Linked DNA regions of Homo sapiens: region 1 is linked to region 2. The links are chromatin loops, found by intact Hi-C in ENCODE. Cell type or tissue: psoas muscle. All regions are shown on one strand. Each heading gives the region's core, and the rest is flanking DNA. Links, peaks and the distances in the headings are about the cores only.

Region 1 (15,018 bases), core at 2,597-10,596, 49 kb after region 2:
CTGCCTCCATTGTCATATGGCTGTCTTCCCTGTATGCCTTCACATGACATTCTCCCCTCTGCGTGCGTCTGCCTGTGTCCCTTTTCTTCTTATAAGCACGCCAGTCACATTGGATTAAAGGCCCACCCTATACCAGTACGATCCCATCTTAACTTACATCTTCATTGCATCTGCAAAGACCCTATTTCCAAATAAGATTGCAAGGTATCCCGGGTTAGGACAGCAATGTATTTTTCTGGGGCACACAATTCAACCCACAATGCATTTTTGCAGTGGACAACAGAAGACACCCACGTAAGCACACACATAAGGTAATTTCAGTGATAAGCGCCAAGAAGAAAGGAAACCAGGCATGGGGCAGAGACAGTTGGTGTGTGGGGGCTGCAGGGTATTCCAGCCACAGAGGTCAGGAAGGTCTTACTGCAGTCACGAAGCTGGGTGGGGGGGGGTGGGGTAGGTGGGGAGACGGAGGCAGCAGCAGCCAGGCCAACCCTTGGTGTACTAGTCTGTTCTCGCACTGCTATAAAGAAATGCCTGAGACTGGGTAATTTATAAAGAAAAGAGATTTAATTGGCTCATGGATCTGTAGGCTATACGGGAAGCATGGCAGCATCTGCTTCTTGGGAGGCCTCGGGGAGCTTTTACTCATGGTGGAAGGCAAAGTGGGAATAGGCAACTTACATGGCAGGAGCAGGACCAAGAGGGTGGGGTGGGTGCCACACACTTTTAAACAATCAGATCTTGTGGCAACTCACTGTTTCAATGATAACCCCAGGGGGGATGGTGCTGACCATTCATGAGAAACCACCACCATGGCCCAATCACCTCCCACTGGGCCCCATCTCCAGCACTGGGGATCACATTTCAACATGACTTCGGGTGGGGACATAGATCCAAACCATATCACCTGGGGGAGGGAGTGCATGCAGGTGGGTGTGAAGATTCTGAGCAGGAACAAGTCAGGCTGCTGAATGCAGTGAGCCCAGGAAATGGTGGGAGATGAGGGTGGAGAAAGAGGCAGGGGCAGAGGATCAGGGCTGTGTGAGCTTCAAGCAGATCCCTATACGGGGAGCAGGGGAAGAGCCAGGAGACTAGTTCAAAGGCTGCCAAGCAGACCAGGAAAGCACATGGGGCAGTGGCTGCACTCTCGATGTAGCAGCGATGACCGGGGGACTCGGTGGGATTCACCATCTGTTTTGGGGTGGGATTCACTACTGGCTGGTAGGTTGGATGAGGCTGAGGAAGGAAGGGGCGTCAGAATGACTCACAGGCTTTTATTACCAGCAGTTGCCTGGATGGTGCTGCCATTAACCAAAATGGGAGAATGAAGGTAAGAATAAGTTTGGATGTAGGGGGAGTCCAGCGATACTGTAAAATCAGCCTGTTACATTTTAGACCAGGCTCTTGTTGGAATTTAATTGGATTTACTCATCGATACTTGCACTTCCAGATTAACTGGAGAGGAACTGCCATCTCTATAGTGTTGATGTTCCCACTCCAAGAACATAGTATGCCTTTCCACAGATGTGGGCTTCAGTCAAGTTCTATAGCTTTCTTCTTTTAGGCCTTATACACTTTGTTTATTCCCAGAAACTGTGGGGGAGTGGCATCTGCTTTTCCCATTACAGACTCTAATTGATTAATGATGGCATTATGGGAAGGCTATTGATTTTTATCTGTCGATGTTGAAAAGCGGCCAATTTATAACTCCCTGTCTAGTGAACCACCAAGCAGCTTGTCACCCGGCTCACGGAGGTGTCAACATTTTCCCACTCTTATTTCACCAACTCCCCGTCCCCGCTGTGTGTGTGTGTGCATGCATGTGTCCGTCTGTCTCCTGGCGCATGCCAAACAGATCCCAGACATGGGATCACTTCACTCGCAGATGCTCATTTCAGGCACAGATGGGCATTTCCCGCACAGATGCTTCAGGATCTAGCTCTCGGCTTTCCTGAGTGTATGATCCTATCCTCCGCACTCAAAATACCTTAGGAGTGTTCAGAAGAGAAGGCAGGCACAAGACAGAGAGCTGCCCTAGGAGGGCCCAGCAGAGTGGATGTGATGGAACTGGAGTTTCAAGGTGCTCCTTTGAAGCTCACACACTGTTTGTTTTTTTTAATAGGAGCACCCCTCAAGTCTTTGTTCCAGGTGTATATTCTCTTTTAAGCCAAAATTCTGAGACGCTCTCAGCAACTTAATTTTCCTGACAGTAAACTGAGCCTGAAATCTAAAAGGAGAAGATGTTGCCCAAGACAGACACACTCAAAGGCCCTAGAAGTCTGGGGCTATTCATACGCAGTCATATTTCATCATATTTTCTCATTGCCTGTATATAGTCTGAACATAACTTGCTTTATGTTTTAAGGGTGAGCTCCAAATACCACTTCTGCAGTTGGCTGAATCACTACTGCTCAGGCTGGGAAAAGGCCTTTGCCAGTTTTAGCAGGATGGGCAGTCTGGGGCCCATATAGCTTCTTCTGTGAATTAGAAGGAAGTGCCCCCATGCCGTAGATTCAGACACACAGAGCCACAGCCTGGAAAGCAAGGTGGTGCAGGGCAATGGAGGGGCGCTCCTGGCCAGGAACCCCCTGGGACTCCCTGGGGTCTTCAGAATTGCCAATATTTTCAACATCCTCATGGAAATCATCTCTCATCTATCTTCCCCTGTCAAAAAGAGCCCAAATCTATTGCTTCTGGTTAAAATCAGTGTATACCACCAGACAGAATCCCTCAGGCCTCACCCAAAAATGCCATTTATGTGGTCTGCCTGGAGGGCGTGGCAGATGCCCTTTGAAATGAAAACACAAGCTTCTGTCTGTCCACTCTGGAGACATGAGATGCCATCATGGAATTCCATTCCTGCAGCTCGCTGCTGGCCCTCCCATTTTCCACCCAGCTGTGGTTCTGAGCTCGCCACCCACCGCCAGGTGGTCCAGGTGAAAAGAGAGGTAGATCCCCCACCCAGAAGGGCCTTGTTACAAGGGCCTGGCTCAGGCCTGGGCAGCTCCAGCCTTAGTTTTCAAAGATTCCTTTCTTTATTCACATCATTTAAATAAAAACAAACAACCTCCATTGTTGAAACAGACTGTGACAGCCAGTGTCACTGTTCTGCCCTGGAGCACGTGGACTGTCACTGCCAATGACAGCCTTCTAATCACTCATCTCTGCCCAGCTGGCTCCACCTGACCTCAGCTTTGCTGAATCAGCAGGAGCTGCAGAGAACGGTCACCTCCTCTTAAAGAGAATGTTTCCAATAGACAATATTTATCAGTCATTGATAAGATTCATGGTAAAGCGGGGTTCATGCAACATATAAAACAGACAGTTTAAACAGACAGATAAAAAAGACCACACACTGGCTGGGTGTGGTGGCTCACACCTGTAATGTAATCCCAGCACTTTTGAAGTCCGAGGCAGGTGGATCAAGAGGTCAGGAGATCGAGACCATCCTGACTAACATGGTGAAACCCCGTCTCTACTAAAAAATACAAAAAATTAGCCAGGGGTGGTGGCGGGCGCCTGTAGTCCCAGCTACTCGGGAGGCTGAGGCAGGAGAATGGTGTGAACCAGGGAGGCGGAGCTTGCAGTGAGCCGAGGTAGCTGCACTGCCCTCTAGCCTGGGAGACAGAGCGAGACTCCGTCCCAAAAAAAAAAAAAAAAAAAAAAAAAAAAAAAAAAACCCACACATTTCCAGACACACAAACTCCCGCCTCCCTAGCCAAATGACAGTCCAGGTTACTTAAAAAAAAAAAAAAAAAAAAAAAAAGCTATGCAAGAATGAAAGTTATGTTTTTAAGAATGCCATGGCCCTCAAACTATGAAGCTACTACAGTAAAACATTGGGAAAGACCTCCAGGACATTGACCTGGGCAAAAATGTATTGAGCAATACCCCACAAGCACAGGCAACCAAAGCAAAAATGAACAAAAGAGATCATATTAAGTTAAAAAGCTTTTGCACAGCAAAGGAAACAATCAACAAAGTGAAGAGACAGCCCACAGAATGGGAGGAAATATTTGCAAACTACTCATCTGACAAGGGACTAATAACCAGAATATATAAGGAGCTCAAACAATTCTACAGGAAAAAAATCTAATAATCCGATCCAAAAAATGAGCAAAAGATTTGAATGTACATTTCTCAAAAGAAGAAATACAAATGGTAAACAGGCATATGAAAAGGTGCCCAACATCACTGATCGTCAGAAAAAGGCAAATCAAAACTACACTGAGAGATCATCTTACCCCAATTACAATGGCTTACATCCAAAAGTCAGGCAATAACAAATGCTGGCAAGGATGTGGAGAAAAGGAAACCCTTGTACACAGTTGGTGGGAATGTAAATTAGTACAACCACTATATATGTTATATACTATATATACGTTATGTAGTATACATATGTTATATATGTTATGTACTATATGTACTATATGCGTACAACCACTATGGAGAACAGTTTGGAGGTTCCTCAAAAAACTAAAAGTAGAGCTATCATATGATCCAGCAATCCCACTGCTGGGTATCTACCCAAAAGAAAGGAAATCAGTATATCAAACAGATGTCTGCACTCCCATGTTAGTTGCAGCACTGTTCACAATAGCCAAGATTTGGAAGCAACTTCAGTGTCCACCAACAGATGAATGGATAAAGAAAATGTGGTACATATACACAGTGGAGTACTATTTATCCATAAAAAAGAATGAGATCCTGTTATCTGCAACAACATGGATGGAACTGGAGGTCATTATGTTAAGTGAAACAAGCCAGCCAGCCGAGTGCAGTTGCTCACACCTGCTCACACCTGTAATCCCAGCACTTTGGGAGGCCGAGGCGGGTGGATCACCAGAGGTCAGGAGTTCGAGACCAGCCTGGACAACATGGTGAAACCCTGTCTCTACTAAAAATACAAAAATTAGCTGGGTGTGGTGGTGGGTGCCTGTAATCCCAGCTACTTGGGAGGTTGAACCCAGAAGGCGGAGGTTGCAGTGAGCCGAGATCGCACCACTGCACTATAGCCTGTGTGACAGAGCAAGACTCTGTCTCAAAAAAAAGGAAAAAAAAAAAAAAAAAAAAAAGAAACAAGCCAGGCACAGAAAGACAAACATTGCATATTCTCACTTATTTGTGGGATCTAAAAATCAAAATTGAATTCATGGACATAGAGAATAGAAGGATGGTTACCAGAGGCTAGGAAGGGTAGCGGCGGGGGTCTAGGGAGGAGGTGGGGATGGTTAATGAGTAAAACAAATAAAAATAAAAGGAATGAATAAGAACTGGTACTTGATAGCACAACATGGTGACTATATAATTTAACTGTACATTTTAAAATAACTAAAAGAGTATAATTGGTTTGTAACACAAAAGATAAATGTGTGAGGGGATGGATGCCCCATTTTCCATGATGTGGTTATTACATATTACATGCCTGTATCAAAATATCTCATGTATCCCATAAATATATATACCTACTATGTACCCACAAAAAAATAAAAATTTTAAAAAGTCATGGCTTTTAACAAGAATCTGCTAAACCAGCCATGGAATCAGCACAGTCCATATTTTAATCAATCCCTTGGCATTCCCAAAGTAAGCTTCAATTGCTTTTTATAAGTTTTTGCTGGTTGTAGGAAAGGGTAGACTCAAGGAGAGATAATCTCATGTATTTTCATTAATTCATAAGCATCCCATAAAAAATGCAGAGCATCAGATTTCTAGGTTTAGCTGAGACCTCAAAGCCATCTTCGATTTTGCCTTGCCAGATCACATCTCCTAAGATTTGCATTTCTGAGTGGTTTATAACTTTAGGTGTGTGAAGTAGCGATGGTGACAGTGACATGTTTAGTTTTAAAACTTTTTTCTTTTAAGACGCATGGAATCTCAGAGTAGGAAAGGCAACTAGGTTGTCATTCATTTGTTTTCAGATTAAGATATTGGGGCCCGGAGCAATTAACTAAATTCCCCCACTGGAAAGAAGAGCCTAAGGAGCCAGGGCTAGGATTCAGGTCTCCTCCCTCCCAAGCTGATGCGAGATCCTGGTACTCAAAGCTGGTCGTGGATCAGCATCACCTGGGAGCTTGTTAGAACGGCAGGCTCTCAAGGCCCACCCCAGAGCCAACGAGGCAGAACCCGATTTGCCACAAGAATCTCCAGGTGAGGTGAACAAGTAAGGTTTTGGAAGCACTGCTGTCCCGGGTTTGTTGACTTAGGGTGAGGAGGGGAGGTGTTCTCAGCCAATCTCCTTAAGGTTCGTCCCTCACCTGGTCACAACGCACTCACCACTTTCTCCGGCAAATGTGTGTGCCAGGCTCCAGAGGCGTTCTCTCTTCCCCTCCTTAGAATCATTCAGACTGCGCAGTTAAGCTAGGCAGTCTCCATCTGTGATACACCCAAAGCCTCTCCTGGCGTGGCACATGCTCCCTCTCTGAAAGCAAAGGTATTGACTTTGCAGCTGAAAAAGAGACTGGGGCTTGGGATGGGAGAGGCAGGTGCTGAGGGCTGGGGTCTGGCTGTCCCATTGCCCAAGGTGTCTTGTAAGCCTCAGTTTTACCCACCGTGAGCAGCCACTTAGTTCCCTGTCCTCAGGGCAGAGAGGTGGGAAAGGACACAGGTGAAGAGTTTGGAGGTGGTATCACTGGAACATTCTAGGTTCAGAGCCGAGGAAAGGGAAGGAAGTCATTTGCCTCTTCCGGGTTACTCCCACCAGTCAGTAAGAAGTCAATGTAGAACCACCCCTCGCCTTAGCATTCACAGACAGGCAGCCAGCAGCAGGGGTGAGAAACTGCACGGGAGCCCGTGCTCACCTTAAATTTGGCCATTTTGCTACATCTTGCCGGGAGCCTGGAGCAGCCCGGTCCTCCGCTGGGTCTGAGCAGCAGCCGCTAACAACCTGCCCCCTCCCGCAACCCAAGTCCCACACCAACGCCAGAGCCAGGAGAGAATTTAGAGTCAGAGTTCTGCTCAGGGAGACCACATCCTACTTCAAAGGCCCCTGGGGACATGCATCTTCATTTCCTAGCAGCTGTGATGAAGAAGCAGGCGTGCGGGGGTGAGGCCCTGTCCTCAGGGGGTGTGTGGGCTCACTAGAAACATACAACTCCATCTGAGATGGAAGGCTGGCTTGGGGCACGCCAAGGAGAAGGAGAAGAAGGCATGAGAGAGTGGGCAGGAATGCAGGATGCAGGAATACAACCAGGTGCCCGAGAGCCCCATGTCCTCAAAAACCTGCCTTAGAATGAAGCTCAGACCTTCACACTGGAGCCGTGGAACTTGATCCCACCTCCTGCGGCCTGGGCCTGGGGCACAAGCACAAGCTGCCTCTGTGGCTGACAGGCTCCCAGTGAATCCGCTGCTCCGAGTCACCTTTTCAACCAGGAGGCTTTACAAGCAGTGGCAGCCTGCCAGCCTCGCGGGCCAAGGGCACAGACGGCGCAGCCCACAGGACCTGGCCGGGGCATCTAGCCTCCTGGCGCAGCACCAGACTCACGCTCCGAGGCTGGCTCCTGCCCAGTGCCCCCCAGGGCAAGGCACAGTTCCATCCACCAACTTGGCAGAGCCTCCTAGCCCCCCCCAGAAAAGCCCACAGGGTCAGGAAGACACGCTCTGCAGGAGCCCCAGCACCCTCCCGCAGACACTTCTCCAGCTCAAACCCAGGGGCATCTTGGAGCCGACCCAGTCTAACGTTCTGGGTTTGCCAGGCCTCATGTTCCTTGAGAAGCCTGGGGCCTTGTAGCATCCTTTGCACTGGGGGGCGCTTTCCTCAGCACCTTGGGGCCGCATCAGCCTCTGCTCCCAGTGCTGGGGACATCCGTGTGGAGGCTCAGCTCTGCCCCCAGGAGCGTGGGCTTCAAGCATGTTTCTCCCAGAGATCATGTTTCGCCTTTGTAGTGCCACACCCTCTGCTCAGAAAGGGGCTGGCTGTTTCCCCAAGTGGGAACCTCCTCGATCAAAAGTGTATGTCAGATGAAAACCAAGATAAGCCAGAGACAACAGGACAAAGGGAGTCTTTTTCCATATATATATATATATATATATATATATATATATATATATTCATTTTTTTACATAAGAATGAGATTTTACTGAACATATTGTTCTCTGGAGCCTTCCACTGGAGGTGGAGCCTCAGGCAAGTTCTTAGGCCTCTTGTGCCTCAGTTTCCCCAAGTGTAAAATGGAGATTACTAGTACTTGCCTTGACATAAGGATGAAGTAAGTTAATAAATGTAAGCCACTTGGATCAGCACCTGGTAGGTGGTAAACACTCCACAAATGTCAGCTATTATGATCAAGTTGAACCAAAGTTTATTTAACCAGTGAAAAACTCAAAACAGCTTGCAATAAACATCCTTGAAGCAAAATGGGCTAGTGATCTGGGACTGTTTCCTGAGATAAACTTCTGCATGTAGAATAGCGGATTAAGCACTCCGGTTTTCATTCACCTGTCTAAATTTTCCTCCAGAAAGAAAGAATGACTTACATTTACATGAACAGTGCCAGAAGGCTCCTGCCCGTGAGATCTCGAAAAGAAGCAGTACCCTGAACTGGGCTGTTTCGTATGGACTTTGAAGGTGGACCCAGCCTGCCCACTGACAGCCTCCTGTCCACAGTGTGTGGTTGATGGCACCGCAGCTCTGGGGGCTTTAAGTGTCATGTGCACCCTCCCAACCCAATTTGGTTTTCACCTCGAGGACAGCTGGCCACGACACCAACAAGCCCTGCCCAGAAATGCTAAAGGGACTCCGATCAAATTCCCAAGTCTGAGCCTGAACCAGTTTACCCATGGCTTTAAGGACAATTCAAGTGGAAAGAAAACAGAATATATTCCCCATCCTCAGTGGGAAGGCCGAAGGAGCCCAGCAACAGAAACTGAGCAGCCAAAAAGCACAAAGGGGACCCTGAGCACCCCAGGAACGCTCCAGAAGAGAGACACAGCAGAGAGACACGGGCTGGGACAGGTGCCCAGGACAGGTCTGCCTGAATATCTGTAGGGTCTGGGGCCAGAGTACTCATGAGTGCTGCATCCTGTATGCCCAGCTGTTCAGTTTTAAATCAAGCTAACAAAGTAAAACAGTTAAATAAAATAGGTTCTATCCTCCTACCTCGAAAAGTATGCCACCGTGACTACCTGGAAGGCCAGGTTCATTATGTAGCCAGTGGGGAGGGCGGCCCCAGCCTGGCCACCTTCTCTTCCCCGACTTCCCCCAACCTGGGCTTCATGCCCCCCTGCAGGGAGCCTCGTGCATACACACACAGAGTCCCAGCTAGTGTGTGTCCCGTTCCACCTGTAACATGCCCTTGCCACCCCAACGCCCGGGCCTGGGGTGGACATACGGCTGCACAGTCTGCCTGAGGCCCTGGGAGGGGGCTGAGCAGGCTGCACTATGTGCTTAGCACACTCCAGGGTCTTGAGCAGCAGGAATGTCATCCAGAAAGGGGAGCATAGAGGCCACTGGACATGGCCCTCGGCCCTCTCTTGCCCGGGGCTAGAGGCAGTGCCGTCAAAGGGCCCAGACCTTGTCCTCCCGAGCTCACCAGCAGAGCGCTCCCTGTTCTTCCAGGCTGTGGTCGACCCTTCCCAAGTGGTCACTTTGCTTTTAAAAATGTGTCTTGGCCAATGTCTCAGAATCAGTTCATGCCACCATTTCTGCTGCTGGCCACACGAAATCTGCCAAGTAAATTTCGAACTTGCATAGCATGGTAACTATAGTTAATAATAATGTATATTTTGAAATCACTAGGAGAGTAAATTTCAAATGTTCTCCCTACAAACAATAAGTGGTCAGGTGCAGTGGCTCATGTCTGTAATCCCAGAACTTTGGGAGGCCGAGGCGGGCGGATCACTTGAAGTCGGGAGTTCGAGACCAGCTTGGCCAACACGGCGAAACCCCATCTCTACTAAAAATACAAAAATTAGCCGGACGTGATGGCACGCGCCTGTAGTCCCAGCTACTCAGGAGGCTGAGGCAGGAGAATCGCTTGAACCTGGGAGGCGGAGGTTACAGTGAGCCGAGATCGGTGCCACTGCACTCCAGCCTGGGTGAGAGAGCAAGACTCCACCTCAAAAAAGATAAATAAATAAACAAAGAAGTATTTGAGGTGATGACTACGTTAATCATCTTGATTTAATCATTCCACATTGTACACATATATGATCACTTTGTACCCCATAATATATAATCATCCTAATCTGTTGGCCTAGCACAGTGGCTCACGCCTATAATCCCAGCACTTTGGGAGGCCGAAGCGGGTGGATCACCTGAGGTCAGGAGTTCGATACCAGCCTGGCCAACATGGTGAAATGCCATCTCTACTAAAAATACAAAAATTAGCCGGGCATGGTAGCACACGCCTATAGTCCCAGCTACTCGGAAGGCTAAGGCCAGAGAATCACTTGAACCTGGGAGGAAGAGGTTGCAGTGAGCCAAGATTGTGCCACAGCACTCCCAGCTGGGCGACAGAGCAAGACTCCATCTCAAAAAACGATAATAATTTGTCAATTTACAATAAAATAAAAAAATTGAACTTCTATATCTAAATGCAAGAAAAAAAAAAAAGCCAACCCAACAAATTAGAATCTTGCCTGGCTTTAAACAAACTAAATTTTAGGAGATTCACGTTTTCATAAAAAATACAGGGACAAGTGAAATAAAAATGGCAATATATTGATAACTATCAATGCCGAATGGCAGGTAGACAGGGGATTCATTTTTCCCTCTACTTTTGTGTTTGAACGTTTTCACAATTAAAGGCTAAAAGCCAAGTTTTTGAGCCACACAGCCAAAACAAGAGCCTGGTAAGATTTGAAATCACGATCTTACAGGTGAGCTACAAAAATCACGGGGAAGGCCGGGCGTGGTGGCTCATTGCCTGTAACCCCAGCACTTTGAGAGGCTGAGGTGGGCGGATCATTTGGGGCCAGGAGTTTGAGACCAGCCTGACCAACATGGTGAAACCCTTTCTCTACTAAAAATACAAATATTAGCCGGGCGTGGTGGTGCATGCCTGTAGTCCCAGCTACTCAGGAGGCTGAGGCAGGAGAATCCCTTGAACCTGGGAGGTGGGGGTTGCAGTGAGCCAAGATTGCGCCATTGTACTCCAGCTGGGCAAAGAGACTCCGTCTCAAACAAACAAACAAAACCCGCGGGAGAAGCACACACCATCCCAGTTTGCATTTTGTAAACACTACGCTGAGACAGCCTCCGGCTAGGAGAGGAGGCAAACCAGTCCTGGAGGCAGACAGACCACTGTGGTCCCGGGTCGCTGCTCTAGTTTCCCACGTCAGGGGCCCCGGAACCCTTGCCTGGTCCTACCTGTGGTTTCAACTTTGTCCAGGAGCATTTATAAAATGGTGACTTATTTGATTCTCTGTGGTCCTCTCTAGCAGATCAAAATTCCAGTCCGTGACCAAATAAATCTGGCCATAATGCCTGAGAAAGTGATCTAGGCAACAGTTCAGACTGAGTCCTGCTCTGCCCTGGGGCCATCTCACCAATTCAAACAAAGCTAAACTCGAGACGTGGCCTCGCACAACAGCAGCTGGGAGAACCTGGGGGCCTGGTGTTTACACAGAACCTTTCCCCCCAGAAGCTCAAAGTAATTTAGGGACACCCATTAATTAACTTAATTAATTCTCTCAAGTCTCCTGCCCCATCCCTCCCTCCCTGCTGCCTGTTCACAGCAAAGCCCGGCTGGGCGGCAGGAGGCACGACTTCACTCACACACAGCCCGCACTGTAAACACAGGGACACCCTCAGGCCACCGTTCCTGGGGGCTGTTGGAGAACCTTGAACTTTGGAACACTGTCGCTTACTCTGAAAATACACAAAATCCATTAACAATAAGCACTTTTCCCTAAGTTTACAAGAGACAGAGACAGGAGTAGGTTTTTGTCCCATGTGCAAATAAGGGAACATCTGTTTGCTAATTGTGGATTGTTGGCCAGGGATGCTGGTACCGGCTACGGGGCTTCCCACCTGTGCTGAGAAGGCCAACTACCCTCCAGTCAGGTTCCCGAGACTTCATAAAAGCCTTTTAAATCAGTGCCAATACATTTGGCTTTTCTGCCTCTGGAATTTTTGCTCCCACTGATCTACATAAAAGACAGATTCAGATTCACAACCTAATTCTTTTAGAAGCAGGAATTTGGAATAATTCCTTCAACAATCCTGCTAGCAGGCCAGACGGCCCTAGTGTGAAGAGTTCACTTTAGAGCAGGACAGGTGAAGACAGGTGAAGACAGGTTCAGATGGAAGGAGTCCAGCAATCAACGAATCATGGACCATCCGTTTTTCCTAAAAATCACAGCCCAGTTCAAGCCCCTGTCTCCAGGCCTTGCCTGAAAATGATAAGGAACCACCCAGCCCCTTCGGCGAGAGGTACTTTTCCAGTTAGGATCCTTCAGGAATAAAATGTGCTATGAAGGGGCAGCGCCTGTGGTCATCAGGCCCAGTCCCCTCATCTCCTCTCGCCCCTAGGAAAGCAGCTATGTGCATCCGCAGCGGAGCAGGATGGAAGTTAGAATGACTCAGGGGCCGGGAAAGACCACTACCCACGAAGCAGTTACCACAACTTGTCTCTCAGCCTCTCATTACTAACTGGGAGGGACCCATCACAGGAAAACCACAGCTGAAGAGAAAAGGAAGCTACCCCCGACTCGGAACTTCAAGGAAAGGGTGAAAGGTCAAGATTAGACCACCAGCTACGCCAGCTGCCACAAGTGTCCTGTCCCATACAAAAGTAGAGATTGCAGCCTTCTTGTAAAAATTCACCTTCTCGGGTCAGGCATGGTGGCTCACGCCTGTAATCCTAGCACTTTGGGAGGCCAAAGCAGGTGGATCACCTAAGGTCAGGAGTTAGAAACCAGCCTGGCCAAAATGGCACAACCCCGTCTCTACTAAAAATACAAAAATTAGCCAGGCATGGTGGCGTGTGCCTGTAATCCTAGCTACTGGGGAGGCTGAGGCAGGAGAATCACTTGAACCCAGGTGGGGGTGGCGGTGTTGCAGTCAGCCGAGATCGCACCACTTCACTCAGCCCAGGCAACAAGAGTGAAGCTCCATCTCAAAAAAAAGAAAAAAAATAATCACTTTCTCCAAGAAAGGAAAGTAAAACAGCTAGCTAGCCCTTTGGAACACAGATGGGAATTTCAAGTTCAGAGCCATTTTATCCAATAGTGATGCATTTAGGATATGTTGAAAGTTTTAAACAACTTTCTAGTAACATAAGGCTCTCTCCTACAAACATTCTCTGGACCAGCAAAGCCACCAAATGCTACAGCTGCTTTTTAAAAATAGTTTCATTTTACTTAAACAAAACAGACTTTAAAAAATTAAGTTTTCAGGCCAGACGCAGTAAGTAGTTCATGCCTGTAATCCCAACGCTTTGGGAGACCAAGGCGGAAAGATCACCTGAGCCCAGGAGTTCGAGAACAGCATGGGCAACATAGTAAGACCCCATTTAAAGAAAAGAAAAGAAAGAGAAAAAATTAGCCAGGCATGGTGGCATGTGCCTATAGTCCCAGCTACTCAGGAGGCTGAGGCAGGAGGATCGCTTGAGCCTGGGAAGTTGAGGCTGCAGTGGGCTGTGACTGTGCCACTGCATGCCAGCCTAGGCAACAGAAGAAGCCTCTGTTTCAAAAAAAAAAAAAATTTTTTTTTAAAGTTTTCTACTGAAAAATGAATGCTAGGTTAAATGACAAATGTGGACTGCACATGAGTTGAAGACGAGCCAATTCCTTTCTTACATTCTCTGTTCTAAAATCTGGTATACTGTAATCACCACCGTGATGTAAATCTCAGCCCAAACTTCAGCTCCTAATGGAAAATATGCACTACATTACTGTCATTAATCATTTTTAAATCTTCACTTTTGAAAAAATAAAATCTCTTTTTTCTAAGCTGCTTCAAAGAATTCTTGAATGTGTATGAACTTGGCTTAATGTTGCCGTAATCCAACTGAAGGACATCTTAATCTATTTGATGAAACAGTAGTTTTGTACCATGAAATTACTCTTTCGCTTCCGATAAATGTGGTATGAAGTAGACATCTAAAATGGAATGGAAATTTCTGTGGTTTTCTTTCAAGGCCACACCAAATAACCAAACTTAGACTCTTCAGGACAGCACAAATTAGAATAATCTGAAAATAACTTAATCTACAATTCACTGCCTACTTTTGATGCTGAGACTACTGGAGACATTGTTTCAGTAATCAAGTGACTGAGAACAAGCTGGATAAATGCATGTTAATGAAATGATTAGGGAATCAGAAATAGGAGAGATAGTCCTTCCAAGACATACATCCGAACGGGAGTCGATGCATACAAATGTGAAAAGAAGGCTAGAGGCATCTACAAAGCAGCCTGCTGCATTTGCCGACCACCTCAAGTACGAGTGACCCCGGGCTGCACCTTGTTTAGCTAGGAATACCGGCAAGCTGTTACAGCTGGACGCCTAGTGGTGGGAGCTTACTCTCGGGTGTCCACATTTAGAAGTCTAACAATCAGACCTGGTTTCACGTGCTTTGGTGCTACCCAGGTTTTCCTTATAATGGTTAGCACAAAACAAGGGACCCAGGTTAGCGATACCAGGAAGCCACGCATTGAATGACATTACAGAAACAGCCACATAAAAGTCAGGTGGATGGTGTCACCTTGGCAAGCAACTTAGCCTCTTTAGGCCTCAGTTTGCTCATCTGCAAAATGGGGATAATAATAGCTTTTTAGTAGAATTGTGAGAATTAAGTGAGATCACGTACTAAAGCCCATAGCACAATGCCAGTTTCAAGGCTTCTGAAGTCCATAGGTGAAATTCGCTGGCTTGGCAGGATCTAAGACAGCATAAAGGTCATGGTATATTTGTTTACAAGTTCTATAAATTGCAGCACCGATGCTTCTCGACCAAGTATTTACGTGGGACAAAGCTGCCATCAGCGGTTTCTCCAGAGCCTATGTTTTGGGGCTTTTGTCCCCATCCCCTCCAGGAGTGGAGCCGCCAACACAAACCAAAGGGCAATCACTGGT
Region 2 (15,018 bases), core at 4,015-12,014:
CACCCATTGTTCCCTCTGCAAGGGCTGCCTTCCTTGCCTGAGTGCTTCTTCCTCACCCCTCCCCAGTCTGGACCCTTGGGCAGCCCACCCCACACCCTCAGCCTGGGAGAGCTGCCCCCGGGGCCTCTCCCTTCCTCCAACACGGCTCTGTCCACACAACACTGCCCTGTCCTGCCCCCTGCTCCCTGAAGGTAGGGACTGTATCTGATCCCTGGTGCCCCCTACACCTGGCAGACGCTCAGTGAATGTTTGGGATGAATAAATGGCTTCATCTGGGGTTACTGATTTACGATGAGTCTATGAGGGATGAGAGATAAGACTGACCAGGAAGCTGTCTTCATGTTACTACATCTCACGGTGTCCCTGTTCCCACAAAGACAGGAGGAAACTCTCATTCAGTGCTCACGGCACCAAGAGCCATGCTTCTCCGGATGCCACCATTGGTTTTATCTCCTGGGTGTTATCATTTGTTTCTATTAGTATCAATAGCAGCTGCCATTTTGAGTACTTTTTAGATTCTAGATACTGTGTGTTTTTTTTTTTTTTTTTTTTTTTTTTTTTTTGACAGAGTCGCACTCTGTTGACCAGGCTAGAGTGTGGTGGCACAATCTTGGCTCACTGCAAACTCCGCCTCCCAGGTTCAAGTGATTCTCCTGCCTCAGCCTCCTGAATAACTGGGATTACAGGAACCTGACACCATGCCTAGCTAATTTTTGCATTTTTAGTGGGGATGGGATTTCACCATGTTGGCCAGGCTTGTCTTAAACTCCTGACCTCAAGTGATCTGTCCACCTTGGCCTCCCAAATTGCTGGAATTACAGGCATGAGCCCCCATGCCCAGCCAAATTCTTATATTACGCTCTTTAATCCTCTCTAGAACCCTATAAGGTAGATATTGTTAGCCCCATTTTACAGAAAAGTAAACTAAGGCTTGGCACAGATAAGAGCCTCTCAAACACACATGGTTACAAAGCAGGGGAGCCAGAGTTTGAATTTGAGCCCAGGTCTGCGTCGCTTCAAAGCTCGTGCTCTGAGTCACTGTCATAAACTGGCTGTGACTGTGGTTCTTTCTGTGGTGGCTGCGGGGAAGCTTGGAACAAGCGTCAGGTTCCTTCCCACGCACACAAGACCCACGGCATGCATCGTGGGCACCAATTCGACTCTTGCCCTTCATCCAGACCTCTTCACTTATTTTTGAAACTGTTATACTACAAGCCATCTCATGTCCTTTTTGGAAAAAAGGAAGGTACAAACACACAAGCCCATCCAGCGCCACGACTCCACAAACTTGGCGAATGGTTTCTGGCAGGAAAGAGGTGAAGGCAGGGCAAGAGGGGTCTGCTCTACTCGGCATCCTCCTCCGTTTGGTTCAGTTGCAGGAAACTTCAAAAGACAGACTGAACTCACCTTGGCAAGGCACGTGTCTATACAGCATATGGTGGGGGGAAGCTTCTACAATGACCAGGGGAGCAACGTTGTCAACCACAGACACAGATCATAAATAGATTCTCGAACTAGCTAGACCAGGGAGCAATTTGCTTTAAGGGTAAAATTTCAATGTGGCTATTTATAAACTGCACAGCCCATTTACACGTAAAAATGAAATTTATTAAAGGTACACGGCTGCTAGAAATGGAGTCAGGAAGTACTGAAGGTACCATTACCCAGGAAAACATGCAGACAAATCCTCATCCACCACCCTCTGCTCAACCCTGCCCCATCCTGCTGGGCTCCTGGGTTTCCAACGGCAGCTGTCAAGGAGGGACAGCATTGCAGCTTAATACGCAAGCTACTCACCCCAAAATCTTTGCACTTTTCATCTAACCTAAGTGAAGAAGGAAGAGAAAAAGTTCAAAGTGGAGAAAAATAACTAGAAGCAGCCTTAGGCTTGATAGTGACAGTTGAAGCCGGTGACGGTAGACCACCACTTCCCGCTGCCCTCCCGGCCCCCTGTGAAGATGACTTCATCTCTCTTTGATGATGAGTGGTGTTTAGAGGCTAAACACAGGTATTAGGCCCAAAGGTTAGCAAATCCTTAATAAGATTAAGGAACACTAAAGCCTTCTGAAGCTTGTTTTGAAGAAACCATGGAGGCCGGGCGCGATGGCTCACGCCTGTAATCCTAGCACTTTGGGAGGCCGAAGCGGGCAGATCACTTGAGGTCAGAAGTTCAAAACCAGCCTGGTCAACGTGATGAAACCCTGTCTCTACTAAAAATACAAAAAAAATTAGCCAGGCATGGTGGTGGGTGCCTGTAACCCCAGCTACTTGTGAGGCTGAGGCAGGAGAATCTCTTGAACCCAGGAAGTGGAGGTTGCAGTGAGCCGAGGTCGTGCCATTGCACTCCAGCCTGGGTGACAGAGCAAGACTTCGTCTCAAAAACAAAACAAAACAAGAAACAAAAAGAAGAAACCATGGAGGCTTTGGTGCAGCACAAATGTTAGGAATTTAAGAGGGTGAAACAGCTGCCAAAAAGCTGAGACCTCGTGGTCCACTGCTCCTGGCCCCTGACAGACCAAGGCACAGTCATCCCATGGCGGGTCAGGCTACATCTGAGGCAGCACGAAGGTCAAGGTAAGACCAAAATGAAATCCAAGAGGGGAACGACAAAAAGGAGTGTCATTTTTTAGATGAGGGAGATGAGAACATTGAGAGTCTTAGAAACAGGAGGGAAGGTGGCCAAAGGAGTTGGGAGGCCTTAGAGAAGACAAGAAGAAGAAGAGGGAACCAGAAGACTCCCTCCAAGGACTGAGGGTGAGTCACACGGAGAAGAATCAGACATATTCCCGCGCACCCCAAAACACTCTAGAGTCAGACAGACGCAGCAGTGCAATACAGGAGGAATTCACCAAGAGTCGGAACCATCCCCAGTTGTGGCCTGGAGGACAGCCCTTTGGAGGTCCTGGAAGAGGATCCCTGAACTGGCCTGGCTAGGTGCGGTGGCTCACGCCTGTAATCCCAGCACTTTGGGAGGCTGAGGCGGGTGGATCACCTGAAGTCAGGAGTTCAAGACCAGCCTGGCTAACATGGTGAAACTCCATCTCTACTAAAAATACAACAAAATTAGCTGGGTGTGGTAGTGGGCACCTGTAGTCCCAGCTACTCTGGAGGCTGAGGCAGGGGAACGGCTTGAACTCGGGGGGCAGATGTTGCAGTGAGCCGAGATTGCACCACTGCACTCCAGCCTGGGCAACAGAGTGAGACTCCATCTCAAAAAAAAAAAAAAAAAAAAAAAAAAGGAGGACCCCTGAACTGAGAGTCAGAGGGTGGAATGGATGAATTCCAAAGGGTCCTTCCCAAATTCTAAGAATCCATCATGACCATTCCCCTAATTTTTGGATTTCTTACAAACTTTACATGAAACACAACATGGTCTCCCTGTCTCCTTTTTGTGCCACACTCATTCGATCAATTCTTTCATTCTCCTGAATACAGAGCTCGAGAAGTTTCCAAAGGAAAACTCCATATTTAAAGAAAATCAGGTTTCAAAAACTCTTTTGGAACGTCTGGAATGGGAAATCTATAGATAAAGACAGTAGATGAACAGTCGAGTTGGCATGAGGGAGACTTGGAGGGGATGGGAGAGACCACTAACGGGGACAAAGTTTGTTAGTGGTGATCAAAGTGTTCTAAGATTAGATTACAGTGGTGGTTACACAACACCATAAATGCAGTAAAAGCACCAAGTTGTAGGCTTTAAATGGGTGTGTAAGTTATATTGCAATAAAGCTATTTTTCCAAAAACCTCCTTTGGGCAGCCCTCCGGAGGAGTTTCTGTGTCACAGCTGTCCTCAGGAGCGTTTCTCCGGAGGCCGTCAGTTATCTCGTGCAGTGTGGTGCGCTCTTTCTAGTGGAAAGACTGAATGTTAATCAAGACTTTTCTCCCTACCAGAGCGTGGAGCCTAAACGAGACCTCCATTCATCCATCTCACTGCCCAGGCTGACCCAGTACTTCACCAATGCTGTCACTGCAGCGTGCTGACAGCCATGGGGACAAGTGACTCACCTGCTCCTGGCACAGGGTCAAGTCAAAGAGCAGGCTAAGAAGCTGAACCCAGGACTGGGGACCCTGAGTCCAGCGTTGTCAAACACCCCCTGGAACCTGGCAGATGGCACTCTGGGCCCCAGTAGCCACTGGCTGGCAACCCAAATGCAGTCACACGAGAGCTGTCGGTAAGAAGAGCCGAGAGGCGACAAAGGCCCTGGCCGAGAGGCTTTCTGAAGGCACCCACGTCCCCTCGGGACAGGGAGGAAGACTGGGGATTAGTGGGGAGGCCCCTCCAGTCCACTCGGCCCATAACCCACCTTGTTAGAGACCCTGGTGAAGGAGGCAGCGTGTCATTCCATTGATGACAAATGTGTTCTTGGAATGTGTCCCCACCCTGTGCTCTTCCCAGGAGAAAGAATGCCAAATCTCTCTGGCACTGACCAGAGCCCTGCTTTGGACGGCAAGGGGTATTTTTAGAAATCACGGGAAAGCTGTGGAAGTCTCACGTGGCCCCACAACAGGCAGCACCGGGTGCCAGACCTACGCAGCCACAGAGCCTTCCTGAAGCCCTCCATGAGAGTCACGGCTCTCAGAAACGTCCTCAGTACACCGAACTCAGGGTCTAACCTCAGGCAGTGCTACCCAAGCTCACTTCGCGGCACCCACTCAGCAGGCACCGCAGCACCGTTCCCGAGTCAGCGGTTTCACACAGCATCCTTGACGACCAGAAACAACAAAGTGGTGTCTGTGTTTTCTACACACACGCACGCATGCATATGCACACACGTGTGCACACTTTGATAGCTCAGCTCAACACAACAGGGCTGAGGAAAAAGACTGGAAACTATGCCATGAAACGAACGTGTTAAAAGAAATCTTCCCCAGCTATTGAAGGGAAGGGCAGGGCGGACAACATCACAAGGGGACATTTAAGTTTTTTCATGACCTACCTGAAGCCCTGGCTGTTCCCAGAACAGCGGAACGGAGCCTCTGATCTGGACAAAAGATGACACTCCATCGTCCATGTAAATCATCTGCGGCACAAGGAAACAGAAAGGGAAAGGTATTCTTCAATGAAACCGAACGTCCTGGGCTGGGTAACGGGATCCGGCCACCTGTGACCCGACACCAGCCAGAATGAAGGGCGGACGGTGGACTCCGGCGTCCTCTGCTCCCCCATCCGGCAATGCGCCCTGACCTCTCGCCAGGTACTGGGCGGGCATGCTGGCTGTCGACCAGCCTCTGAGGAGGGGGTCTGCTGGGGGTTGGGGCCTCCCAGGGTCTCCGGGAATTCACACTTCTAGGGCACAACCTTATCGTCACCCTGAAAATCCCAGGAACAGCCTTCCGCCACCCCCTGTATGAATAGAAGTCAGTGTGCTCTGGAATGTAACCTTCCTTAGAGCCCTCTATTTTTGCCTTGGCAAATAGCTAAGCAGAAGAGAGCTATGAGAAAAGGACTGAATGAAATAAAATGCACCAGTGATAGCCAAAAGACCTCACTGACTGTGCTAGCCAGTCTCGTACTTGACAATGCAAGACTCAACCTGATCTTGTACTTGGTCCTGGCCCTGCCCCACTGTGTTCTTAAACACACCACTCAGTTAACACACACAACACGGTTTCCACAAGCTTCCAGTGTGACAGCACCTGCAGAGAAACAAATGATCCGTACACTTTAAGACATCTATCTCCTCCCCACCCACACGTACAGCTATTTCAGAGTGTGCCTGCAGGCCTCCAATGACGCTGGAGTGCAAGGGAGTTTTAAAAGGACAAGAAGTACGATCCTGAGCGCCAGCAGGGGCAGGCGGCGACACTTATCAGATGCGGGGCCTTTATCTGCGCAACTCTAGCCTGGCCTGGCAGGGCGGCCTGGGCGCTGCTGTGGTCCTTTCCGTTCCTCACCGGCCTGCTCCCTTACAGGGCAGCTTCCCATGCAGGCGAGATCACGCTCAGATCACACAGGAATGAGTCATTCTGCAGTGGAGGACCTGAAAATTAGAGCCACTGTTTCCCTGGGCCACAGGAATTACAGGAGCCTGGTATCTACATTGTCAAACTGGAATACTATCCCTTAATCTCCAAAGGAAAAAAGCATGTGTTAAGAACATGCTGTCTGTTTCCAGGTATTGAGTACCAGCAAAGCTGTTGAACTCCATTCTTCTACTGACAAAACAGAATAAAATAGCAGGTTGCTTGAACGGCTACAGACATAGTTGGCTACCGTGAAATTAGGTACATACAACTGACCGGCGTGTGTGCCCTGCATAGGCCCAGGTTCCTGGAAAAGAAACCAACATTTGTATATAAAGACAATGTTTAACAATATCCAGGCTGGGCGCAGTGACTCACGCCTACGGTCCCACCACTTTGGGAGGCCAAGGTGGGAGGCGGGCTTGAGCCCAAAAGTTCGAGACCAGCCTGGGTAATAAAGTGAGACCCCCATCTCTACCAAAACAATTTTTAAAAAGTTAGCCGGGTATGGTGGCGTATGCCTGTAGTCCCAGCTATTCGGGAGGCTGAGGCAAGAAGATCACCTGAGCCCAGGAGGATGAGGCTGCAGTGAGCTATGATTGCACCACGACACTCCAGCTGGGGCAACAGAGTGAAATCCAAAAAACACCAAACAACAACAAAAACCAATGCCCACGATCTATTTAGGCTGAGGAATGTCTCCCTTCACTCTGACTGCCCCAAGTGCTAACAATGCCACTTCCAGCATCACATCAGGCTCCTCCCAAGCTGAGACTTGCCCAGAACCAGCTTCTGAAAACACTGAGGGCTGTCAGTGCTCTGTATGCCCCTCCCTGCCCACACTGGAGCAAGAAGAAAGGAGCTCCAAAGTTCTCCACCCCGTCCTCCACAGGGGAAGTAGGTGACATCTGCACCCCGTCCTATCATCAAGACTGTCTTCTTTGTTCCCAAGGCAGTAGGCATAACTTGACCATCAAATGCAAGTGATACATTTCCATTCTGGGCGAACAACTTTTAATACCAGTGGAAGAAGTGATGTCTCACCTCACAGATGTCATTTTGACAGAGGGCTCTTGGGGTGGGGAGGCAGGACAGAGAGTGGAAGCAGGAGAGAAAGTGGGCTCTGGTATTAGCACAAGCTGGGTCCGACTGCCACTTTGCAAACCCCCATTTGCCCAGCAGGGTGGCCCTGGGCACATTACTTAGCCATCTTCAGCCTCAGTTTCCCTCTCTCTACATGAAGTTCATGTCACCTTGTGCACGGAGAAGGGATGAGCTGTGAGGGGTAAATGAGGGGGGCATAGTCCCAGCACAGAGTAGCCACTCAAAAAACGAAGCTGTTTTCTCTTCCCCAGAGGCCCTGACGCTATGACTATGCATGCGGGCACCTGCTGGCGTCGGAGAGAGCTTGGGTCGTGGGAAGAAGGAGGGATTCAAGAAGGAACAGACAAGAGGTGGGAGGGAGACCGGGAAGAGCAGTGGGGCCACGGGAAGAAAAGTCGGAGGCCCGTGCCAGTGCTGTGATGAGGCCAGGCCAGTGCCTAGACCCCAGACTGAGCAGCCAGAGGGTGACCCTGAGTGACGCTTCCAGAGCAGTGGGAACAGAAACCTAATGGCCATAAAAAGAGAGCGACGAGGCAGGAAAACTCACAGGGGTACATATACCTTCTATCTGAAAGGCTTTCTGCTGACCTTCTGCTTCCAGATACAGTGTCTGCAAACCAATTATCTCCAAGTCTGCATTCCTGGGAGGACACGCAGTCATCCTAACCTCCCTGAATGAGTCAGTGGCCTTATCTTGAATAGCCAAATATTTATCTTACATCCTTTTTTTTTTTTAATAGACTGAGGGGACTTTTTGGTCTTGTTTTTCTGTGTGGTGAGTCAGCACTGCAGAGCAAGCCCACCAGCTATGACTCAGCAGAGCCAAAAAGACTCAAGGCTTCCTCCCAAGGAGGCTGAGATGCTATCTACACATGTACACAACATCTGTGCGTGCAGACACACAACACATACACAACCCACACATGTGTGTATACAACACATAAATGCACACACTGCACACATACACATGAAAAACAAACACAAGGCACACACCACACACATGTATACACAAATGCACAATGCACATGACACATACACACATGTACAACACATAAATGCACATACCACGCACACACTGTACACATACAACCCATGCACACACACACACAGCCTGCCTCAGAGAAAGAAGATTAATTATTCCTCCTAGGAAACATGTTAAACCAAAGCAAAAGCAGAGGGTGCCACAGGGTCCCCCTTTTCTGGCTTCCTGAGAATTAATTCCTAAGAAGCCGATCCGCCTGCCAAGAGTCCCCACCACAGGGAGCCAGTCTGCTCCTGGTCCGGTCCCATCATTTGTTTGCCAGACGATGACCGCACAGCCGCCTGTGTGCACGCTCCACTTCCAAATGGTCAGCGGGCCTGGCTGGTGGATCCTGTTTCCTCTGCAGGGGCCCCAGGCCAGTGTGACCTGCGGGCGGCACCACAAGGGGCTCACCTGCCTCCCCAGCACAGTCCTCCTTCCTACTGGAGGCTCAGCACTAATTTCCTCAAAGTTGCTCCCTGCACCCTGGGGCGAGGCCACCGAGATGCAGAGCCTGCCACTTCCTCAGATGTCAGGTGGAGGGGGAGGCCACGCTGTGCTACCAGAATGAGTTTACCCGACTGTCTACAGGAGCACGTTAAAGGTCTCCAGAAGCGCCAGACAGTCTGCTCCTGTACCATAAGCAAAGCTTATGGAGAGCTCATGACACCGTCCCAACCCAGGCCCTCAGTTGTGACTTTGCAAACTCAAGGGGGTAGGAAGTGCCAGGCTCCCCTGAGGGACCTCTCCAGAATCCCAGCAGATCACTGGCACCTGAAACAGGTAAATCTCACAGGGTCCCAGGCAGGTTCCCCTGCAGACCACGCAGCCCGATCCTCACGGGGCTGCTTCCCTGAGCTCAGCAAGGACCTGCAGGCTGAGCCTTGCTCCACTCTCCTGACTCATCCTAGAAGAACCATCCTCAGCAGGTGGCCGCAGAGCCAGGGAGGGCAGCGGGGCTGCCGCTTCGCAGGAGCATACTAACTGTGCATTCCACTTAAAGACGTGTTTTGTGTTTTAAAAACGAACTTAGATCAACCTAAGCATCAGTACTGCTATAAAGTGACATAAACAAAAATATTCAGTGACTCCAGAGACAGAAAGCGAGGGGTTCCCTTGGCTTATACAAGTGAGGCAACAGGAGTTTCTTGCTTTTGGGGAACAGTCACTTCCCTGCAGCCATCTCTGCTCCTGCTGCCTCTGTAATGTTTTAGAAAAAGGGCTGTCACACCTGTGTTTTTTGGCTTGGAGGAATGCTGACCCCCCACCAGGCCCATGCCCTGGTCCCATGTGTGCAGGAAGCATGAACCCTCTCTGCTCTTCCAGTTCACCTGTGTTTCTTTCTGCTCCATGCCCCTCCTTCCTGGGCTGCGCGCAGCACACGCTTCTCCCTGCCCTGGCTCTGCTGTGCTTCCCCTCGACCTCCAGGCAGGGGTCACCAGCCGAACACCACCTATCGGAAGTACCACCTGGAAGGGCGGCAGCACCTGGCAGGACCAGCTTCACCTGCCCCACTCCTGCTGCGCCCCCATCACACCACCACTGCCCCCCATGCCCACCCACCTGGGAGCAGAGCCTGGGACCTGGCAGGCTCAGTCAGGCTTTGCTGAAGGCCCACGTGGACAGCCCTGGACTCAGCGCTGGGAAGTGACAGCTCCCCTTCCTGGGTAGCCAGGCTGTCCGGGGTCTCCGATGGATGGGCCAGCCCAGGCACCTCCAGGCTCATCAGCACAGCCTGAAACATAGGCACCCAACCAAGAGCTACCGTGGGTGTAGGGCCACCTTCCTGGGGCCCCGCTACGCATCTCTTGTTAACGAAGTCACCATGGGTTAAGTTATGCTCTCTAGGTGGGGCGGGGGCAGCATCCGCAGCGGCTGCATCTGTGGGTGAGCGGCAGGTGGTGGTGCCCAGCTGTCTGTCAATCACTGCTGCTCCTGGGAGTAAGGTTGGGTGGGGACTTCATGGAGAGCAGCCCTGTCTAGCCCAGAGCCCAGAGGACGAAAAAGGACAAAACACACACACTAGGAAGCCCACAAAGGCTTATGGGAGCCAAGAAATCCCTCCCCAGCCCAGACAAGGAAGGGAGGTGGAGGCAATGTCAACAGCATCGGGCTGTACCCCAGGAGCTGGAAGGGCAGGCTGTTCATATCTCTATGGCCTTGCCAGGCTGCCCGAGGTGGGAGATTCAGGAGATGTGGGGGCAAGGTCCCTGCCTCTGAGCTCTAACAAGCAGGCTGGCAACACAGGAGACAAGCGCCAGTCAGCAGGCACGCGACACGAAGTGGCCAGAGCCAAGGCCCAGCCTGGTCTGTGGTAGGGCTTGTTGGTCTGTAAAAGTGAGAAAGCAAAGATTGCAGCGAGAGTTCTCACAGGGCCACAGGCGCTGCCTGTAAAGCACAGTCCTCTAACAGGAGCCAGCATCCGCGGCCCAGGGTGAGCTGTGTCCCTTCCAAAAACCATATGGTGAAGTACCAACTCCCAGTACTTTAGAACTTGTTTGGAAATAGGGTCTTTGCAGAAGTAATGGGTTAAGATGAGGACAACTGGGCCGGGCTCAGTGGCTCACACCTGTAATCTCAGCACTTTGGGAGGCCGAGGCGGGCAGATCACGAGGTCAGGAGATCGAGACCATCCTGGCTAACACGGTGAAACCCTGTCTCTACTAAAAATACAAAAAATTAGCCGGGCGTGGTGGCGGGCGCCTGTAGTCCCAGCTACTCAGGAGGCTGAGGCAGGAGAATGGTGTGAACCCGGGAGGCAGAGCTTGCAGTGAGCCGAGATTGTGCCACTGAACTCCAGCCTGGGTGACAGAGCGAGACTCCGTCTCCAAAAAAAAAAAAAAAAAAAAAAAGATGAGGACAACTGGAGTAGGGTGGGTCCCTGATCCAGTACGACTGGAGTCCTGGAGAGACACAGGCAGAGAAGGCCACACGAAAACGGAGGCAGAGATGATGGAGAGATGCTTGCCAGAGGCCACCAAGAGCCGGGGCGGTCAGGTGGGCTCAGAAGGGTTCTCCCCAGGGGGACTTCGAAGAGACAGCAGTCCTGCCGACACCTGGATTGCAGACTTCCAGTCTCCAGAACTGGGAGAGAATAAGTGTGTTGTTTTCGGCCACCCAGTTTGGGGTACTTTATTATGGGCAGTCCTAGGAAATGCATGCGGTTTGCTTTCATTTTCCGTGTTAGAATGTCCGGTGTTTTAGGAAGGACAGTGCCGCTAAAGGACAGTGGTTCCCAGGGACTTACTCGATGAGATGCAATAGATGAGACCCCAAGTCTTAAAATTCTGGTTGAAATCCAAAACCAGTATTTTAAATAAAAGTTCAAAATAAAAGGCAAGTGGTAATGAAGTGGGGCAGGGAAGGGACTCTCCCCATGCAGACATCAGCCAGAAAAGAGAAAACCACCCAGCTGGGGCCACAGCTTCTCTCTCTGTCCCCTTTTTAAAATTTTTCAAAATTTAACTTTTATTTTAAGTTCAGGGGTACTTGTGCAGGTTTGTTACATAGGTAAACGCATGTTATGTGGGTTTGTTGTACAGGTTATTTTGTCACCCAGTATTAAGCCTAGCAGCACCCACTAGTTATTTTTCCTGATCCTCTCCCTCCTCCTACCCTCCATCCTCCACCCTCTGATAGGCCCCAGTGTGTGTTGTTCCCCTCTTTGTATCCATGTGTTCTCATCATTTAGCTCCCACTTGTAAGTAAGAACATGCAGTGTTTGGTTTTCTGCTCCTGCCTTAGTCTGCTTAGGGTAATGGCCTCCAGCTGCATCCGTGTTGCTGGAAAGGACACGATCTCATTCCTTTTCATGACTGCATACTATTCCATGCTGTATACAAACCACATTTTCTTTATCCAGTCTACCACTGATGGACATTCAGGTTGATTCCATGTCTTTGCTATTGTGAGTAGGTCTCTGAGGAATCACCACATTGTTCTCCACAATGGTGGAACTAATTTACACTCCCACCAACAGCGTATGAGCGTTCCTTTTTCTCTGCAATCTTGCCAGCATCTGTTATTTTTCGACTTTTTAACAATAGCCATTATTGTGTGAGGAGGTATCTCATTTCACACAAGTCAAATAATATTCACGCAAGTCAAATAATAGCCATTTGACTTGTGTGAGGGGGTAGCTCATTGTGGCTTTGATTCTCATTTCTCTAATGATCAGTGATGTTAAGCTTTTTTCCATGATTGCTGGCCGCATGTATGCCTTCTTTTGAAAAGTGTCTGTTTATGTCCTTTGCCCAGTTTTTAATGTTTTTTTTTTTTTTCTTGGAAATTTGTTTAAGTTCCTTATAGATGCTGGGTGTTAGACCTTTGTCAGATGCATAGTTTGCAAAAATTTTCTCCCATTCTGTAGGTTGTCTGTTCACTCTGTTGATAGTTTCTTCAGCTGTGCAGAAGCTCTTTAGTTTGGTTAGATCCACAATCCTCAAACTAATAAGAGCCATTTATGACAAACCCACAGCCAACACCATACTGAATGGGCAAAAGCTGAAAACCAGCACAGGACAAGGATGCCCTCTCTCATCACTCCTATTTAACATATTAATAGTATTAGAAGTTTTGACCAGGGCAATCAGGCAAGAGAAAGAAATAAAGGGCATCCCAATAGGAAGAGAGGAATCAAACTATCCCTGTTTGCAATCAACATGATTCTATATCTAGAAAACACCACAGTCTCAGCCCAAAATCTCCTTAACCTGATAAACAGCTTCGGCAAAGTCTCAGAATACAAAATCAATACACCAACAACAGTCAAGCAGAGAGCCAAATCAGGAACACAATCCCATTCACAACTGCTGTGAGAAGAATAAAATACCTAGCAATACAGTTTATGAGGGAGGTGAAAGATCTCTACAATGAGAATTACAAAACACTGCTCAAAGAAATTGGAGATGACACAAATGGAAAAACATTCCATCCTCATGGATAAGAAGAATCAATATCATTAAAATGGACATAATGCCCAAAGCAATTTATGGATTCAAAGCTATTCCTATTAAACTACCATTGACATTCTTCATAGAACTAGAAAAAACTATTTTAAAATTCATATGGAACCAAAAAAGAGCCCGAATAGCCAAGGCAATCCTAAGCAAAAAGAACAAAGCTGGAGGCATCACACTACCTGAATTCAAACTATACTACAGGGCTATAGTAACCAAAGCAGCATGGCACTGGTACAAAAACAGATACGTAGACCAATGAAACAGAATAGACAACCCAGAAATAAGGCCGTACACCTACAACCATGTGATCTTTGACCAACCTGACAAAAACAAGCAATGGGAAAAGGATTCTCTATTCAATAAACGGTGCTGGGATAACTGGCTAGCCATATGCAGAAGACTGAAACTGGACCCCTTCCTTACACCATATACAAAAATCAACTCAAGATGGGTTAAAGACTTGAATGTAAAACGCAAAACTATAAAAACCCTGGAAGACAACCTAGGCAATACCATTCTAGACATAGGAACAGTCAAAGACTTCATGACGAAGATGCCAAAAGCAATCTCATTTTTAACCAGATATTTACATAATAGCCTCGTTGATATCCACAGTGCAGACATTCTGAGCAGAATTACAGGCAAGTAATTGCAGCTGTTGCCCATCTTAGGGCCCCCTGCTCTGATGTTCCTCTGAGTGGGGACTCTGAGAGCAGCCTCCTCATCTCTGTATCTACCCTCTGAACACTGGAGCAGGCAGAAAGTCCCACACAGTAAAGGTAGGTGCTCAAACCTCTGCTGGATTAAAGTGGCCAAAGTCCGCATAAGGCATTCCTCTCCCAGCAGCGGCAGCGAGGGGGGACGCACAGCCACGCCTTCACTCAGTAAACACAGGGCACCCAGCTTGCCCTGGCAGGAGTACCATACATGTGCCTTCCGGGGTTTTCCTTTCTTATGGCTTACACCACTGTATTCCACATGGTGGCCTTATCTTACAGATTGCAAGTTAGAGCAAAAATTTAAAAGTTGTAAGACAGCATCTCTGGAAATGAGAACAGAATTTAGAAAAAACTCCAGGAGAAATTAAGCAGATGGCTATATTCTAGGGGAACGGATGGGAGCGGCTGCTTAACACGCAGATTTCACAACTCTAGGGTGCTAATACTGGCTTCCAGGAGAAGCTTCAGTTGATTTAGAATAAAAAATAATGGTTTCTTCTTTCATCCCCCCATTGTATTGATCTACTTATTTTTGTCCTAAAAGGATTTTCAAACCCTATTTGTTCATCTGTCAGCTGCCCTTGGAATACTGCCCACCTTTCACGACCAAGGCAAAAATTCCTGATTCCGTTTAGTTAAAAATACCTCGGCTAAGCAGCATTTTCCCTGCATGAGATGTGAATCAGAAAGGATACACCATGCAAACCAGAGGTCACATTTTCATGTGGAGCCCAATTACACGTGCTGTTCTCCACTTATAGGAGGAAGCCTGATCAGAGACCACCACAAATATGCCAGGGCCTCTTCTGCCCCAAGTGGAAAGCGCGTGTGCAAGAGCTGCAGCCACTCGGAACCATTTGGTGCCACAGATGGGCCTGGGCACTCACCTGCTCTGTCTCCACGAAGTTGGACACATGGCCGTCGTCGTTCACGCCACGGGTGTGGAAGCGAGTGCCTGTGCGCTCACAGCTAACGCGAGAGACGAGGCAGGCCTTGGCCTGCTTGTGGGAGGCATACACGGTGCGGATGGTGACCACCCCGCAGATGATCTTCAGCAGCCAGTCACAGCAGCTCACCTGGTGCTGCCTCAAGGGCACGTGCAACAGCTGGTTCCTGCAAAACACAGTCCCACACCAATTCCAGTCACTTGACATCCTCCAATACATGCTGCCTGGACAGCGAGTGTGGCTGAGGAACTGGGGGGCGCACGGTGCAGCATTTCGGGTCAGCGAATGCATGCTGCTCCCC

What was found. Peaks named below come from ENCODE experiments on the same cell type or tissue, not always from the same donor. Only the 100,000 strongest peaks of a DNase experiment are listed, where the experiment ranks them.
Region 1: a loop joins it to region 2, with 2.9 times the contacts of the local background. A loop is called at or near these places in 51 of 110 quality-filtered maps.

The regions. Positions count from the first base shown.
Region 1 is chr6:157,982,459-157,997,476 of GRCh38, reverse strand. The region is part of intron 1 of SYNJ2 (synaptojanin 2); the gene reads right to left. Among named protein-coding and RNA genes, the nearest start is that of SYNJ2, 8.1 kb to the right of the region's middle. In psoas muscle, for the core only: no CTCF peak of the experiment used is centred there; a DNase peak (open chromatin) is centred at 7,396; H3K27ac peaks cover 2,611 bases.
Region 2 is chr6:158,033,320-158,048,337 of GRCh38, reverse strand. SYNJ2 (synaptojanin 2) reads right to left here. Exons shown (of 27, transcript NM_003898.4): 4 at 14,658-14,883; 5 at 4,939-5,022. Among named protein-coding and RNA genes, the nearest start is that of SYNJ2-IT1, 40 kb to the right of the region's middle. RefSeq lists enhancers at 6,868-7,403, 10,090-10,784. In psoas muscle, for the core only: no CTCF peak of the experiment used is centred there; DNase peaks (open chromatin) are centred at 4,017, 4,527, 5,847, 8,407 and 1 weaker place; H3K4me3 peaks cover 1,559 bases; H3K27ac peaks cover 5,032 bases.